2 separate regions of the Homo sapiens genome follow, and region 2 is linked to region 1. A link is a loop called in an ENCODE intact Hi-C map of the cell type or tissue named here. Cell type or tissue: mammary epithelial cell. All regions are shown on one strand. Each heading gives the region's core, and the rest is flanking DNA. Links, peaks and the distances in the headings are about the cores only.

Region 1 (8,333 bases), core at 167-8,166:
AGGTAATTACAGAACTTTCTCAAGGAACCTAAGTAAGAACATCCTCTACCTCCAGAAAAGGAGCCCTCACAATGTCTGCCTACTAGGATTTCAGAATTGCTGTGCACCAGTAACTGCAGTGTGCCTCTTATTTTTCCCATTTCTGAATTGAGATGGTTAATTACGGTTATCTTCTCCCCATTCCACATTGCATGACAGATGGGACTGAGGGAGTACATAACTTTTTTTACATGTCTTAGTCCATGGTTCAAGAGGAAGAGAAAGCAAAATTCTGTCCTTTGGAGTCTGATACTGGGATTGGAGGTGTTTTCCTTCCAGAAAGAAGCAAATATTTGCAACCAAGAGTGTAGACTGGTAGACTGTAGGACTGACTCTAACTATTTGCTCTTCTGTAAGAGGATAGTACGTTTACCCTGCCATATGACTTCCTGTGACTGTGAGAATACACTTCTCAGTCCTACTGATGTAGAACTGGCCTTGTGACTTACTTTGGCCAGTGGAGCGTGAGTAGAAGTGATATCATGAAGTGTCATGTCTGAGTAGAAGTATTACGATCCACTGCATGGTTTGATCATTCTATTTTCCCTTTGCTGAGATGTGAATGGCACATCTCAGAAGGGAATTGCTCCTTCACCGGGTAACCTGAGCAAATCATTGTAAGCCCCTGAAATTATGTAGTTTGTTACTGTGGCATAATATATGTTAGTGAATGCTGGCCAATACAAATTTACAGTGTTATCTATTCAACTTACCTCAGAAACACTAAGGTCACAGAGAGAGACAGAATTAATACCAGGTAATTCAACTTTCAACTCAATTTTCAGAGGTTTCTCACTGTGATCATGCACAATTTTTAGTTCATAGGCTGGCATCTTCATCTCCACCTGGATTTCAGTACTGGAAATCTCTTCTATCAGACACACTGCTTTGCCTGAAACTTGGTCTTTTGGCAGTAACAGTTGAGGAAAGTGATCTGGATTGCTCATAGTACTGCTTCGTATCTGTCCAAGAGTTAGTTCTTTATGAAAAAAAGGGTGGAGGGGAGATAAAAAATAAATCTACAACATAAAATACTATGAGCTATAATATATGTGGTGTTAGTAGAGATGGTAGATAAAGCTGCAGTTAAATTAGTTTGGGAATCAAGCCAAAAGAATCTTAAACCAAAGAATTTGATTGAAAATTTTTCAGGATTTAAAAATCAAGGATATGATATTTCTAATATTTAATATTTGCATTTTTCTATCTTAAGTTTTTCACCTTTTAAAATAGAGATTTCTAGTTTGCAAAATGTATACAGGATCCAAAAACATCTTAAAGCAGTTTAATTTTCCATTTACAATCATCAACTTACCCCTTCTCATTTTTTCTCTTAAATCTATGGAATCAGTTTGGATTCCCATCAGATTTTGTTTCATTCTTTGAATGCTTCCTTTTATTCTAAATTTGGTAATATGGTAAGAGTGTGAGAGGGTGAACTGGAATTTCTCCTCAATGCATTTCATGGCCATCTGAATTAACTGATTTTTTTTCACTTGGTCCTTTTCTGCTGCATGAAGAACATCAGGATTGTAGGCAACATCAATGACTGTGTAAGCATCTGTGTGTGTAATTGAAAGGGTATGAAATGAAGAAAAATTGTTGCACTAATGATACTGTCAGGCAATATATTAAACCATATTCCTGATAAAGCTAGAGAATATTCCTGTATTTTTCAGAGGTAATCACAGTAGTGCTACAGCAATTATGACATTTCTTGGCACTTTTGCATGGATTAAAACAGCTCACCTTATTACAAAAGTTAAACAGTATTAAATTTGCATAAAGATACACTAATTGTAATTATATTATCAACAAATAAAGAGTTTTACTTGAAATGCTCTCAACCAAGTAAGATCTTGTCCATTCCTAATAAAATTTTTACAATGTGCTTTCTCTCAATTATTTGTACCTGATATCTCAGTTGTATCTTCTGGTTTGCCAACAGTTAGAGGTACTGGATGAGTGGTTGATTGGGGAGCTGGGATCCTTGTCCACTGACACAGGTTGATAAAAAGTATTTTTTCTTTTGGTTTCTGGAAAGCAAATAATTTTGCACATCTCAAAACCTAGTTTAAAACCATTTAAGGCCAGGCATGGTGGCTCCCGCCTGTAATCCGAGCACTTTGGGGGTCCAAGGCGGCCGGATCACCTGAGGTCAGGAATTTGAGACCAGCCTGGCCAACATGGTGAAACTCCGTTTCTACTAAAAATACAAAAATTAGCCAGGTGTGGTGGTGGATACCTGTAATCCCAGCTACTCGGGAGGCTGAGGCAGGAGAATCGCTTGAACCCAGGAGGCGGAGGTTGCAGTGAGCCAAGATTGTGCCATTGCACTCCTGCCCGGGTGACGAGAGTGAAACTCCATCTCAAAAAAAACAAAAACAAAAACATTTAAAAAATAATATCCTAAAAGCCACTCACCACAGGAATGAAAGAATTTTAGGCTCCAAGTAAGTCATTTCATGTATTAAAACTGCGTTTGATTATACTGTTGTTATTTGATTTCCCCAAGGCTGCTGGCTTTTAATTAGGAATCCAGACTGGGGTGGTGGCTCACGTATGTTACCCTAGTACTTTGAGAGGCTGAGGTAGGAGGGTTGCTTGAGGCCTAGGAGTTCGAGATTAGCCTGTGAAACATAGGGAGACCCTGTCTCTACAAAAATCATTTAAAAATTAGCCGGGTGTGGTGATGCCCACCTGTGATCCCAGCTACTTGGGAGGCTGAGGTGGGAGGATCGCTTGGGCTGCAATGAGCTGTGATTGTGAGCTGTGATTGTGCCACTGCACTCCAGCTTGAGCGACAGAGCCAGCAAGACCCTATCTCAAAAAAAAAAAAAAAAAAAAAAAAAAAAAGTCTGCCAGGCGCAGTGGCTCATGCCTGTAATCCCAGCACTTTGGGAGGCTGAGTCAGGTGGATCACCTGAAGTCAGGAGTTCAAGACCAGCCTGGCCAACATGGTGAAACCCCGCCTCTACTAATAATACAAAAATTAGCCGGGCATGGTAGTACACACCTGTAATCCCAGCTACTTGGGAGGCTGAGGCAGGAGAATCGCTTAAACCCGGGAGGCAGAGGTTGCAGCGAGCCAAGACCACACCATTGCACTCCAGCCTGGTGACAAAGTAAGACTCTGTCTCAAAAAACAAAACAAAACAAAACAAAACAAAAAAAAAACAAAAAAAATTAGCAATACCTAAGTGTAAAGTATTCTCTGGTTATTCTGGGATCATTTCATTCAAGACCTCCCCATCCCTGGCACCAACTCGACATACCAGAATCCTGGTCTGTAGACAAAGCTGTGGTTCTGGGGCAGCACAGAGCTGTTTCCCTTCTTTCAGCTGCTGCTGAATAAACTTCTCATAGCCCTCAGGGTCACTCTGAGCTAGATCATCTAGGAGGTTCCAAAACTGAGTAACTTGGGTAAGCAGACCTTTTGAGGATGTCTCCATGACTTATGAGTGGTGAATAATTTTCTTAAGCCTGTGGAAAAACACGACTTCAGGAAGAAAACTGTCTGTGTAATTATTGATTCATTTCTGCTTTGGGGAGGTGGAATGGGTCAGGAATTGTTTTGGTGAAGTTAGGACAGCATTTGTGTCTAAAAGGTTGTGGATCAGCACCACTTTATGTTTTCCTTATTCTTTAATTATCTAGTACCTCTTCCTAAATTCTCACATTGTCCTCTCAGATAAGGCCTTACTTCTATTTGGACCCTGACAAGTCAGAGTAATCATTTTAAGTCTGGGTTTCCTGATCTTCTTGTTCCAACACCTGACTGGTGGCTCCCCAGTTCTGAAATTGCCAGAGGTGTGGTGTGGGGTGAGGGCCACATAAGACTTCCTTAATCCTCAGTATAGTTTAGTATTTCAAAGCATGGACTTGTGAGCCAGAATGCCTAGATTCCGGTCTTAGTTCTATCTCTCACTAGCTCTGTGACCTTGAGCAATTAATGTTCTGTTCAAAATGAAGACGATAATACCTCTACCATAGGATTATTGCGAGATTAAGTAAGCTAATAGAGAGGCTGGGACACTTCTCTACGTCTTCAGATAAATCTCCTTAGCCTCTTCTCCCATTGGAGAGGTGTCCCACAGCATCTTTAGAATGAGGAAAAGAGGTTTAGATTCTTCAATTACTGTGTAAGGGTTATGCTAAACGGGAAACTTAACTAACGGATAATCATTCCATAGGTCTGCAAACCCACCTCTTCTCTCAGTTCTAACGGGTAATCATTCTATAGGTTGGCAAACCCACCTCTTCTCTCAGTTCCTTGACAAACCGCGACGCCTGTTACCAGGGTAACCAGCCTGGGTACAACATCTAATTGGGTCCGGGGAACTTCAGGGAGAAAAGTCTCTTCATATCTAGTTCCGGAATGTCCCCCTTCTGGTGCCAGGCTTGCTTTTCAGTTGGGCCTGACCCACTTCTCTTCCAGGAAAGCGCCCGCCTTCCTTCTGCACCCGTCAACCTCTGGAGTGTCCTGAAAACCCTCCCTTGTGGGAGTCTCTGGGCTGCCTGTTGGTGGGACGATTTCTCAGGAGCACGACTTCCGGCCTGAAAAGGAAGTCTCCTCCTTTTTCTCCCAAACCACTTCTTCCCCCCTACCCCCCGCCACGCGAGGCTGCGGCGCACGGTATGGGTGTGTTTGTGTGTATTTGTGTGGGGAGGGCGTTTGGAGGGAAGGTTACCGGGAGCTCCGAGGCCGCTGGGGAACAGGGATCCCGGTGACAAAGATGGGGATATTTCCTCTGTCTTCCACTTGGAAACCTCAACCCCCGCTTCAGGCTCCCTAGATACTTTCTGGGGCCCAACCGAAGGCCGTAGCCATCCAAAGCGTTCCCAGCCTTTCTGGGGAGTGAAACTTACCCCCGGGGTTCGTCCTAGAGGAGCGTGAGCGGGGAATGCCCAGGTCAACCGGGCTGTCCGAATTCCGCCCCGGCTCAGCCTCCGGCCTCAGTCCGGGAGAGAGATCTGCCTGTCGGTCTGGGCTGGGGGAAACGCGGCAGTGGCCTGGGCCACAGGTGAGGGCAGAGTAACCAGTGGGAAGGCTGCGTTTTCACGAAGGACTCGGGTGAAGCTGCAGAGCTGCCTTTGAGCCCTGACTCCTTGGCTTCCTGGGTCGGAGGAGATCTTGTAATGGAGTGGTTCTTCGTCTCACTAGCAAGATGCCTGATTTCCTCAGGATCAAGGGGTGAGTGAGCGTTGGGGTGGTTGCACAAAGCTCCTGCTAGCTACACACGAAAATATTCTTGTCATCTAGTTTTTGGAAGCTTCCGTAGCAAGTAGGAAATAAAATGCCCCCAAATGGAGAAATTTAGGACATCTTTGCATTTGATGTTTTGAGTAATCAGTTTCTGTTACTGTTGACACCCGTGGTTCCTGACACTCTCAAATCTACGTATTTGCTTCAGTGCAAACTATATTGGGATTGGAGGTTTGATTTTTAATTTAGACAGTGACATACATCATTTGCCTGGGACTATGTGGCTTGGGACGTTACAGCTTTAAGGGAACTTCATCTACAAAATAGGGATGGAGATACTTGCCTCATATAAAAAGTAGTTATGAGGATTAAATAAAATGGTGCTCATGAAAGCACTTAATTTTATGTAGTCTTGTGCATTTTCAAAGAACTTTAATGTACATTATCTCCTTTCATCTCACATTAGTGTGTTTAGGCATTTCCCTCTTTTAATGGTAAAGGGAAAACTATTCTTTAGAATCTCTGACTTCTAGTTCAGTGATCTTTCCTGTACCTCATATGCTTCTTTATAAAACTTCAAGAAAAGATAAAGTAATAACAGAAATTATTACTAAACGTTATTTGTTGATTCATTTCAGATTGAAGAATGTCCCGGATTCCACTGGGGAAGGTCCTCCTGAGGAATGTCATCCGGCACACAGATGCTCACAATAAGGTGGGAGGTACAACCTAGTTACTCCTCAACGCTTACTGAAGGCAAGCAGTGTGCCAAGCATTATTTTGGAACAACTGGGAGATACAAAGAATATTCTTGTCATCTAGTTTTTGGAAGCTTCCGTACACAGTAGGAAATAAAATGATGAATAAAATAGATAATTATAATACAGTTTGATAAGTACTGTATAACAGAGATATTTGCAAAGTGCTTTGGAGCACTAAGGAGGAAATAATAAAATCTACACTGGGGAATTAGAAAAGATTTTACAGAATTAGTGGTATTTCAGCTGCTGATCTTTGAACTGGTTCTTGAATAGGTATACGTTTACCAGGTATGAAATATCATTCTGGATAGACAGCATCATGCATTAATATGGCAACGAGAAAGAGCATTAATCACTTGGGGCATGGCAAGAAATTTATCCAGAAAGCAGGGAAGGTAGGGGATAGTGGCAGAAGATAAGGCCTCAGTGGTAATTAGAGTTGGATTGTGATGTTTGGAGCTGAGACTTCTTCCTCTAGGCAATAAAGAAGCCATCAAATGTTTTTAAACAGGGTGTGGCATGATCATAGTTATATTTTAGAAAGATGGTTTGTCAGCTGGGTAGGGAATGAATCAGATGGGGAGATACAGAAGGGAGAGTAATTAGGAGGCAATTGCAGTATTACAGGTGAGAGATGATGAGGGTTCGCATGAAATTAGTGACAGCAGGGATGAAGAAGAGGAATTTAGGAGATAGAATCCAAAGAAGTTGGTGGCTAATTAGATTATAATGATAAGAATGGAATCTAATTCAGTTGACCCTTGAACAATGCAGGGGCTAGGGGCATCAACCCCCTGCATAGTCGAAAATCCATGTATAACTTTTTACTCCCTCAAAATGTAAGTGCCAATAGCCTACTACTGACTGAAAGCCATAGCGATACCATAAACAGTGGATTAACACATATTTTTTATGTTACATGTATTATATACTGTATTCTTATAGTAAAGTAGCTAGAGAAAACAACATTTCATTAAGAAAATCACATTGAGTAGGCTGAGGAGGAAGAAGAGGGACTTGTTTTGCTATCTTACAGGTGGCAGAGGTGGAAGAAAATCTGAGGATAAGTGGACCTGCACAGTTGAGATTCCTGTTGTTCAAGGTCAACTGTGTAACCACCTATGTGACTGGGTAGATGATGACAATTCTGTTAATTGAGATAAAGAACAAAAAATGGGACAATTATGATAGGAAAGGTAATTAGTTTGGTTTTCAACATGTTGATGGTGAGGTGCTTATAGGATGTCCAAGCAGTTGAAAATTCAGACTTGGAGTAGAGGAGAAAAGTTGGGGCTGGACATAAAGGTTTCGGGATTATTGATGTATAGGTTGATGATAAGAGGTCATGAGAGTAGATGAGGTCACCTAGGAGAGCACATATAATGAAAAGAGGGCCAAGGCCCCTGGTTTAGTTTTCTTCAGTAAACTGTACTACTTTTGGTTTGATCATATTATTATTATCATATCACCTGATTTTTAAAATTATGGGCGAGGGTAAAACTGTTACCCGAGCTGCCTATGCAATTATGTTAACCTGCCCCTAGTTATATAGTAAGCTTAGATTTAAAATGGTAGCTAGAAAAAGATAAATCTAGCACAGATCTAATGAAATTATGCAGGAAGACTTAGAAATAAAATGTGTTCTTTGGGTAATCACATTCTGCTTTTCAAGAAATTCCCTAGCAGCCATACTGATTATTTTATTTTATTTTATTTTTGACAAAAATTATAATATTACCAGAAGAGATTTAGCTTAGGGAGTTTAAAGACCTGTCCTTACTAGTTTTTTGACTTTGTTAAAATCTCTGAGCTTTTGTTTCTTTACAGTAAAATGTAATAATGGTAGCTGCTATATTTTCCTCATGAGATTGCTTAAGGTTCAATTGAGATGATATAATTAAAATCATATTGCATTTTGGAAATGTGGCATTATCATTTGCTAATCGCAGCATAATTGCAAGATTGATAAGGTGATGTTTGTCTGTGCAGCGGTTTAAAAATTCTATTGGGGAAGATTTCCACATATTTGAGATTTACTGGATTGGACTGTTCAGCCACTTTCTAGAGAAACCAATTTGTTTTCCAGGTTCCTGATCATAGCCCAGTCTGTAGCCCAATAATTAGTCAGATTGTATTTTCAGTTAGTTGCTTTTTTTTTTTTTTCTTTTTTTGTTGATACAGAGTCTCACTCCATCGCCCAGGCTGGAGTGCAGTGGTGCAATCTCGGCTCACTGCAACCTCTGCCTCCAGGGTTCAAGCGATTCTCCTGCCTCAGCCTCCTGAGTAGCTGGGATTACAGGTGCATGCTACCACGCCCGGCTAATTTT
Region 2 (8,333 bases), core at 140-8,139, 130 kb before region 1:
TCTCCCCAATCTGCATCTGCCTCAAAGCTATTTGTTTTCTCTGCTGCTTGATATTGGTGTTGTCCTATGAATGTTGTAAATGTGCCAATATGGATTTCTGCAAGTGTTTTTTGGGGGGCTGAACTTTCTTTAAAAACAACTTTGGTGCTTGTGTTGGGAGGTTTTGAGCGACTTGAGATTATAATACGGTTTGGGTAATATGCATTCATTTATTCAGTTATTCATTAGTTATTCATAAATCAGTAGTTTATTGAAAGGGGATGGATAAAAGAATTGAAAAACATTCAGTTCCTGCTTCCAAGGAGTTTATAGGGAGAGATAGGGTGTACTGATATGAAAAGGACTGAACATTTACCAATCCATCTGCTCATTGAGGCCAGATTTTTTCCCTGCTCGTCTGGTACATGCATGCAAGCAGTCATTCACTGGACATTCTCTGAATTACTGTGTTTGCCAGTCACTGTGCCAGGCTCTGGAAATACATAGAAGTCCAATAACATAGAGTCTGTGCCCTACTGGAGCTCACAGACCAGTGAAGAGGAAGTAGCCAGGCACGGTGGTGCATGCCTGTCGTTTCAGCTCCCTGAGAAGCTGAGGCAAGAGGACCACTGGAGCCTAGGAGTTAGAGGCTGCAGTGTGCTGTGACCGCACGTGACTGGTGACCGCACTCCGGCTTAGATGACAGAGACCCATCTCTTAAAAAAAGAGACAGGCTGGGTGCTGTGGTTCACGCCTGTAATCCCAGCTACTCGGGAGGCTGAGGCAGGAGAATCGCTTGAACCTGGGAGGTTGAGATTGCAGTGAGCTAAGATCGTGCCACAGTAGATGTTCAGAGTGTCAAACTTGGGAAAATTGAGGTGATACAGAAATCTTACTTGTGGGGAAGAGTGAACGTAGGCCCAGCTGTGGTGTGCATGGCCTGGGGGCTGAAAGTTGGGGGAATGGTTTATGAAAATGATGGTTGACAGGAAATCACTTGTCCGAACCTTAAGCTTTTGAACATAAGTTCTGGCAGACTTTCCCTACCAGTTTTCCTCCAAGTAGAAAAGTAGAAATTGAAATTTCACATTAAGATTCATCCGCTTGGCAGTCCCTTAGAAATATAGGAATAGGCCAGGCACAGTGGCTCATACCTATAATCCCAGCACTTTGAGAGGCCGAGGCAGGAGGATGGCTTGAGCCCGGGAGTTCAAGACCAGCCTGGGCAACGTGGTGAGACCCTGTCTCTACAGTTAAAAAAAAAATGAGCTGGGCATGGTGGCATGCATACCTGGGATCCCAGCTACTTGGGAGGCTGAAGTGGGTAGATCACTTGAGCCCAGGAGGTTGAGGCTGCAATGAGCCATGTTCCTGCTACTGTTCTCCAGCCTGGGCAACAGGGTGAGATTCTGTCTCAAAACAAAACGAAACAAAATACACACACACACACACACACACACACACACACACACCCACGAAGAGTTTTAGTCTGGTCTCATCTCCATAAGGGGGACATAGAGTGAGTGAGGAAGAAGATTGGAAAGTGAAACATTGCTCCTAAAGGCCTTGTGCCCTCCATAGAGTAGCGGTGGCGTCAACACTGGGCCAATTAGAGGCTTCCAGACATTTTCACAATGAACTCCTCTGTGCTTTGCTGTAGAAATTAAAGGCTTGTTAAGTCTACAGAGCAACTCAGCACCAGATTCCCCAACCTTCTTTTTTCTATCCTGCCTGATTTCTCCTCTCCCCACCCAGGCTCATTGGCTTCATTCCCACAGGAGGCAATGCCAGCTAAACAGATGCACCCTGGCAGCAGGCTATCAGGCAGCTTTATGTTCCTCGTGGTGAGTGATGAGTTGGCCAGGCATGTGGAGCAGTGATAGGGCACTGTTAGCCAGGTGCCACTCCCCGAGGCGGTTCAGAGGATCTAGGGAACACTAGAAAGGCTTCATCTGCCATGATTGGCCTTGTTGTCTAGGCTGTAAGGACCAAAGGCTAAAACTGACACTTTCCTGAATGCATTTTCTTGTTTGTTATTCCCCCAAACCAAGCTCCATTAAAGTGGTCATGGATATTAGCTAGATGTGGTAAGGCAATAGAGAACCAATTCCACAGGCCCTGAGGGTGGGCTCTTATCTCCTGTTTCTAGGATGAGGGACACCCCTAGACCATAGAGTGATACTTCATTCATCCATTCATTCACATGCATTTATTGAGCACTTACCTTGTAACATGTACTTGTGAAGGAGCAGAGAGTGTTTGGGGACTCATAACTGATGGAAATTTAAAAATAAGTTTAGGAGATGATATCTTTCAGAAAATCTTTAGCTCTTTACTTTCTGATATATTATCTTTTGACCACTGGGCTGAATACTAATATATTAATCTTCCCTTATCCAAGGGACATCCATCTCAAGACCCCCAGTGGATGCCTGAAACCGTGGATGGTACTGAACCTGACTGCCATCAGTCGGAGCCTGTTTCTCTTCATGTTTTCTACCCACAAATTTAATTTACTTTGAGGCCATTATAGAGTAAAACAAGGGCAACTTGAACACAAGCACTGCGATACCTTGGCAGTCGTTCCAATAAGAAGATGACGGGTAGCACAGACAGCTTGAATATGCTGGACAAAGGGATGAGTCACGTCTTGGGTGAAACAGAGTGGGATGGCACAAGATTTCATCACACTACTCAGAGTGTTGGACAATTTATTTATTTTTTAAATTTTGATTTCAATTTATTTATTTTTTGAGACAGTGTCTCACTCTGTCACCCAGGCTGGAGTGCAGTGATGTGATCTCAGCTCACTGCAACCTCCACCTCGCACCTCTTGGGCTCAAGCGATTCTCCTGCCTCAGTCTCCCCAGTAGCTGGGACTATAGGCATGTGCTACCACACCCGGCTAATTTTTGTAGTTTTAGTAGAGACAGGGTTTCACCATGTTGGCCAGGCTGGTCTCGAGCTCCTGACCTCAGGTGATCCACCTGCCTCAGCCTCCCAAAATGCTGGGATTACAGGCATGAACCACCGCGCCCGGCTACGATTTAAAGCTTAGGAATTATTTTTGGAATTTTCTTTCTCTCTTTTTTTTTTTTTTTTTTTTTTTGTTTTTTGAGACGGAGGCTTGCTCTGTCCCCTAGGCTGGAGTGCAGTGGCGCAATCTTGGCTCACTGCAACCTCCGCCTCCCGGGTTCAAGCAATTCTCCTGCCTCAGCCTCCCGAGTAGCTGGGACTATAGATGCGTGCCACCACGCCTGGCTAAATTTTTTGTATTTTCAGTAGAGATGGGATTTCACCGTGTTATCCAGGATGGTCTCGATCTCCTGACTTCGTGATCCGCCCACCTCAGCCTCCCAAAGTGCTGGGATTACAGGCATGAGCCACTGCGCCTGGCCCATTTCTGGAATTTTCTATTTAATATATTCAGACGGTGGTTGACCATGGGTGGTTGAAACTGTGGAAAGAAAAACTATGGGTAAGGGAGACTTCTGTACAAAGAACCTGTCCATGAAAGGAAGAAGAAATTCAAGGATATTTTTACTTGTGAACTTTATTTGTACCCAATTAGCCATCAAATTCAATGAACAAATAGCTTTTGCAGGTTCAGTAAAGGGCTGAAAGAGTTAATAGAAAAGAAATACAATAGGGTGTTTACTGGCAGAATTTAGGCCAATAATAACATAAGGTTTTTAAATCTCTAGCCTTGCTCTTAGTTTCTCAGCAACTTCCCCACCCTCATCTCCTCATCTTCTGCTGCTGGAGGGTCTCAGAGTTCTAAACAGGTATCTGGTTTCACTGTAAAACTAATTTCCTTCCTGAGCCATTCATGTCTCCTCCTGAACTGTCTCTCTAGCATACCACAAAAGCTCTCTGCTTTTCTTGTTTGCTTTTCTTGTTGCCAGCAGGAAAACATAGAGTCGCCTCCTTGGCTGTTTCTGCTCTAAGAACAGTAGATACCACATACTTCCCTGGTGAAGCCCCATTGGTGCTTTCGCAACTCTAGCAAATAAGTCCCCTGCAGGAATTCTGTGAGCTTGAGTCTTGGAGGAGATAGAGAACTGAGGCTCGGCTTACAAACCTGTTTGGAAGGAAGGGCAGGTCCCAAAGAAAAACAGGAAGAAGGTTACATTTGGTGGCAAGAAAGCTTTCAAGGTCAAGATTTCCTGCACAAATGAAGATTTTGGATGGAATTGTGTATACTAGAAGACTTTTACCTAAAATCATAGGGTTATTTGGAGTGTCTTGGAGGAAGCTGATGGAGATTATGGGATTGCTAAAGCCTCCTTCCACCGGCCACCTCGTGGTACTATCACTGCTCTCACAACTTTAGAGGGGTCCAGTCTCATCAAGCCAAAATCCTTCTCAGACAGTTTTAACTCTTGTTATGTCTACTGACTGACTTCTTCTGAGGCCTGACTCAGAGGGTGGTTACCATGAAAACCTTCAGTTGTTCTAGACATTTATTACACTGGCATCCTTTTAGCTTCCTTAGAACAAATTAGTCATGAAACTCCAGACTGAGATTAGTTCAACACTGTTACACACGTAGTATGTACCAACTGTCTTGGTCTTTTTTAAAAAATTAGTTCGGTTACAAGTGCCAAAAACCCAACTTGAACTAGCAGGGATAGGAAGTGGACGTTATTGACTCATGGAATCCAAGGAAAGGCAGAAAAACTAAACCATGGAAAGGGCAGGGATGCAGCAGAAACAATGAAATCAAGAACTCTGACACTGGCAGGATCTCTTCCTCTGTTCTCTGCCTCTTGTCTGCTTCTTTCTATGCTGGCTTTATTCCCATTTACTAGAGCTGGTTTTTCCTTCTCAGGTGGGCAGCATGGCCTATGGCAACGTCTAAGTTTTATATCTTACAACTTTGAGAGAGATGAGGGAGGAGGAGGAAGACTGATTCTATTCCTAAATGCCAGTTCAGAAAGTTCCAGGGATTGGCTGGCTTTCACCAATCAACTTTGGCAGACCAATCAAGTGTGACCAGTGGAGGGGGTGATACAATACCAACCTGGTCATAGGACCCACCACTGTGTGCACAGAGGAGGGTTCTTAAAGAAGAGGGAATCATTGTGGGCTGGGCAGCTACCCCAGGAGCTGTTAGCTACACTATCACTGTAAGCCTAGCTGGAATCTGATCATTCCTACTTTGCCTCTCTTGACCAAGATCCAGGGTCATAATCAAAATATAATTCTTTTTTTTTTTAATTGTTATGCGAAAGAGCTTCATTTATTTGTTTAGTTTTCTGACTTTGTGCTGGTGTGTTCAATACTTTTTCTTTTCCTGAATAAGGAAGGCACGCTTGGTTCTGTCACAGACACATTTAGTACACATAGAACAACCACAGGCCTTGCTGACATGGATTTTTTTTTGAGACAGAGTCTTGCTCTGTTGCCCAGGCTGGAGTGCAGTGGCACGATCTCAGCTCCCTGCAACCTCTGCATCCTGGGGTCAAAGGATTCTTGTGCCTCAGCCTCCCAAGTAGCTGGAATTACAGGCATACACCACCAGCCCGGTTAATTTTTTTTTTTTTTTTTTTTGAGATGGAGTCTCGTTCTGTCGCTCAGGCTGAAGTGCAGTGGCACGATCTTGGGTCACTGCAAACTCCGCCTCCTGGGTTCAAGTGATTCTCCTGCCTTAGCCTCCCAAGTAGCTGGGATTATAGGCGCCTGCCACCACGCCCGGCTAATTTTTGTATTTTTTTTTTTTTTTGAGATGGAGTCTTGCTCTTTCGCCTAGGCCGGACTGCAGTGGTGCGATCTCGGCTCACTGCAAGCTCCGCCTCCTGGGTTCCCGCCATTCTCCTGCCTCAGCCTCCCTAGTAGCTGGGACCACAGGCGCCTACCACTGTGCCCGGCTAATTTTTTGTATTTTTAGTAGAGACGGGGTTTCACCGTGTTAGCCAGGATGGTCTCGATCTCCTGACCTCATGATCCGCCCGCCTTGGCCTCCCAAAGTGCTGGGATTACAGGCTAATTTTTGTATTTTTATTAGAAATGGGGCTTTGCCATGTTGGCCAGGCTGGTCTCGAACTCCTGACCTCAAGCTATCTGCCCACCTTGGCCTCCCAAAGTGCTGGGATTACAGGTGTGAGCCACTGCACCTGGTCAGTTTTTTTGTATTTTTAGTAGAGACGGAGTTTTGCCATGCTGGCCAAGCTAGTCTGTAATTGCTGGCCTCAAGTGATCTGCCTACCTCAGCCTCCCAAAGTGCTAGAATTACAGGCATGAGCCACTGCACCCAGCCAACATGTTTTTTTTCCTTTGTTTATTTTGGAGAACCTCTTAAGAACTTTAGGTGTCACAGCAGGAACTCATTGAAGTCGGCCTGGGCACACGCCACATGCAGATTTTGGTGTTTTCCCAACCTTCTTGGTATGAAGGTAAACAGTTCTGTGAACAGGGATTTGGGACAGCCTAATTTTGTTAGAGGCTGTATTGCAGAAAAGCCTACAATGGTATGCCAAATGCTGGACCATTCTGAGTGCCTATGGACACTGTCCCCAGAATAAGCAAGATCTATTTCTCAATATTCCAGATATTTCCATTTTGCTGAGCCTGTTGTATCTTTTTGTCACTGAATAATAGACTTGTAAAATGATAGTGTTAGAAGGAAACAAAATGCAGTTTTTTTTTTCTTTTGGTGTTTATATTTGTTTTGGTTCTTGTTTTCAGCTGCTGTGTGAAGCCCTTAAATTACTTTAGATGGCTGGAGAGTAGGGGTGGGGGCTTGAGGGTGGAGAAACACAGGAAGAGTGAGCTGGGTTTTGGACTCCTGACCCTGGCCTAATCAGAGAAGCACTGCTTTTCCCTATTTTACATATCTGCTTCTTACACAAGTTATAATTTTAAAAAATAATGAGGCCAAAAAAAATGAAGAAATGAAACTACTAGTCCACCTTTCAGAGAGTAACAGCCTCCTGTAAAAGGCATATGGTATTTCATCTGCTACAGAAAGAGAAGCCCTAATATATTGTTCAAATCAAGCAGCAGAGCCACTCAGGGCCCAGGCTTGCCCCACAGGCCTCTTTGAAGACAAAACTGCTTTGTGGGAGAAGTGGATGGCATGGCTGGCCTTCACAAGTGTCTACTTTGTCCTTAAGTCAGTTTCTTCAGAGCTGGCAGTGGGCATTTATAGGAAGAACAGGGTCTTGCCTGCCCCTTGGATGAGAAGTACAGATATCTTCAGGTCAAAGAGAGACAGACAGTTTAGTGCTTGTCTCCCTAAATTAGACATAAAGGGAGAGGCAGCAGCCTAAAGAAGGATAGTATAACCCTTCACCTGTGGATAAGACTAGCCCTATTCACTTGTGAAGCTCTGATCGCTGTTAGATGCCATTGAACAGATTCACGTCAGCATGCAAACATAGTGATGACATGCCAAAGGCTTATCTTCAACTAAATTTTTTTCATCAATGATTTAATTGAAGACAAACTAGTTTTTAAAGTTACATGAAGGCCAGGTATGGTGGCTCACACCTATAATTTCAGTATTTTGGGAGGCCAAGGCAGGAGGATGGCTTGAGGCCAGGAGTTCGAGACTAGCCTGGGCAACATAGCAAGGACTCCATCTCTACAAAAATCAAAAATTTAAAAAAAGAGAAAAGAATGAAGTAACTTGGATCTGGACAGAATGCCAAATAGCCTCAGCACCTTAGTCTCTAACACTCTCTAGACAGGACTTCAGGATCCACAGTCTAGCCTCCCAGTTCCTGGACTGTCCCCACTGTAATGATTGTCCCCCTCCATGCCACTTCTACAAGGCCACATACCGAGGCCACACTTGAAACTTACTCTACAGAATTTTCCCATCCCTGAAATCTTGAACTCTGAAACTCTACTCTGCTCAAAACCCCAGTTTTCACGGTCCTACATTCCCATTAAAATTATTTTTTTCATTCCATCAAGTTCTCCTTTCCTTCCTGTCCTCTACCTTCTTAAGGCTTATCCACTGTCTCTTAATTTCTTCTCCCTGGCCCAGACTTTACCGTCAGTCACTTCAAGCACTTTCAACACCACGCTTACTTCCTTTGCCCTGGTGGTCACTGCCTCTCCTCTGATGATTTTCAGTCCTAGATTAGCCCATCCTTGGTTTCCCCTGCTCATGGCCCAGTCCTGCTGAGCAGGTCTAGAGCAAATCATACAACCTTGCTGATTGATTCAATTACAAAATGATGATTTCCAGTCCTAGCTGAGTGCTTGGTGCTGCCAGGAATCTTTAGCAGTCAGTGTTCTTTCCATCTTCTCACAGGGTCTGCCGCAAGTCTCTGACCCTTTCCTGAAGCCTCCTTCATTCTCCCCGTCCCTTTCACCCTCAGCAGATAAACTGGCCTACTTCATAG

Evidence for each region. Hi-C counts contacts between places; a loop is a spot of excess contacts. Peaks named below come from ENCODE experiments on the same cell type or tissue, not always from the same donor. Only the 100,000 strongest peaks of a DNase experiment are listed, where the experiment ranks them.
Region 2: a loop joins it to region 1, with 2.9 times the contacts of the local background. A loop is called at or near these places in 27 of 110 quality-filtered maps.

The regions. Positions count from the first base shown.
Region 1 is chr11:112,069,684-112,078,016 of GRCh38, forward strand. It overlaps PIH1D2 (PIH1 domain containing 2), which reads right to left and starts at 4,334. Exons shown (of 6, transcript NM_138789.4): 1 at 4,297-4,334; 2 at 3,315-3,522; 3 at 1,952-2,075; 4 at 1,355-1,600; 5 at 753-1,018. The coding sequence starts at 3,491. NKAPD1 (NKAP domain containing 1) reads left to right here and starts at 4,616. Exons shown (of 6, transcript NM_018195.4): 1 at 4,616-5,233; 2 at 5,884-5,960. The coding sequence starts at 5,892. RefSeq lists enhancers at 4,419-4,468, 4,879-4,998, 5,059-5,108. In mammary epithelial cell, for the core only: a CTCF peak has its summit at 4,437; a DNase peak (open chromatin) is centred at 4,498; H3K4me3 peaks cover 1,912 bases; H3K27ac peaks cover 2,156 bases.
Region 2 is chr11:111,940,423-111,948,755 of GRCh38, forward strand. The region is part of intron 1 of DIXDC1 (DIX domain containing 1); the gene reads left to right. Among named protein-coding and RNA genes, the nearest start is that of DIXDC1, 7.2 kb to the left of the region's middle. In mammary epithelial cell, for the core only: no CTCF peak of the experiment used is centred there; DNase peaks (open chromatin) are centred at 1,829, 2,599, 3,949 and 4,459; H3K27ac peaks cover 3,815 bases.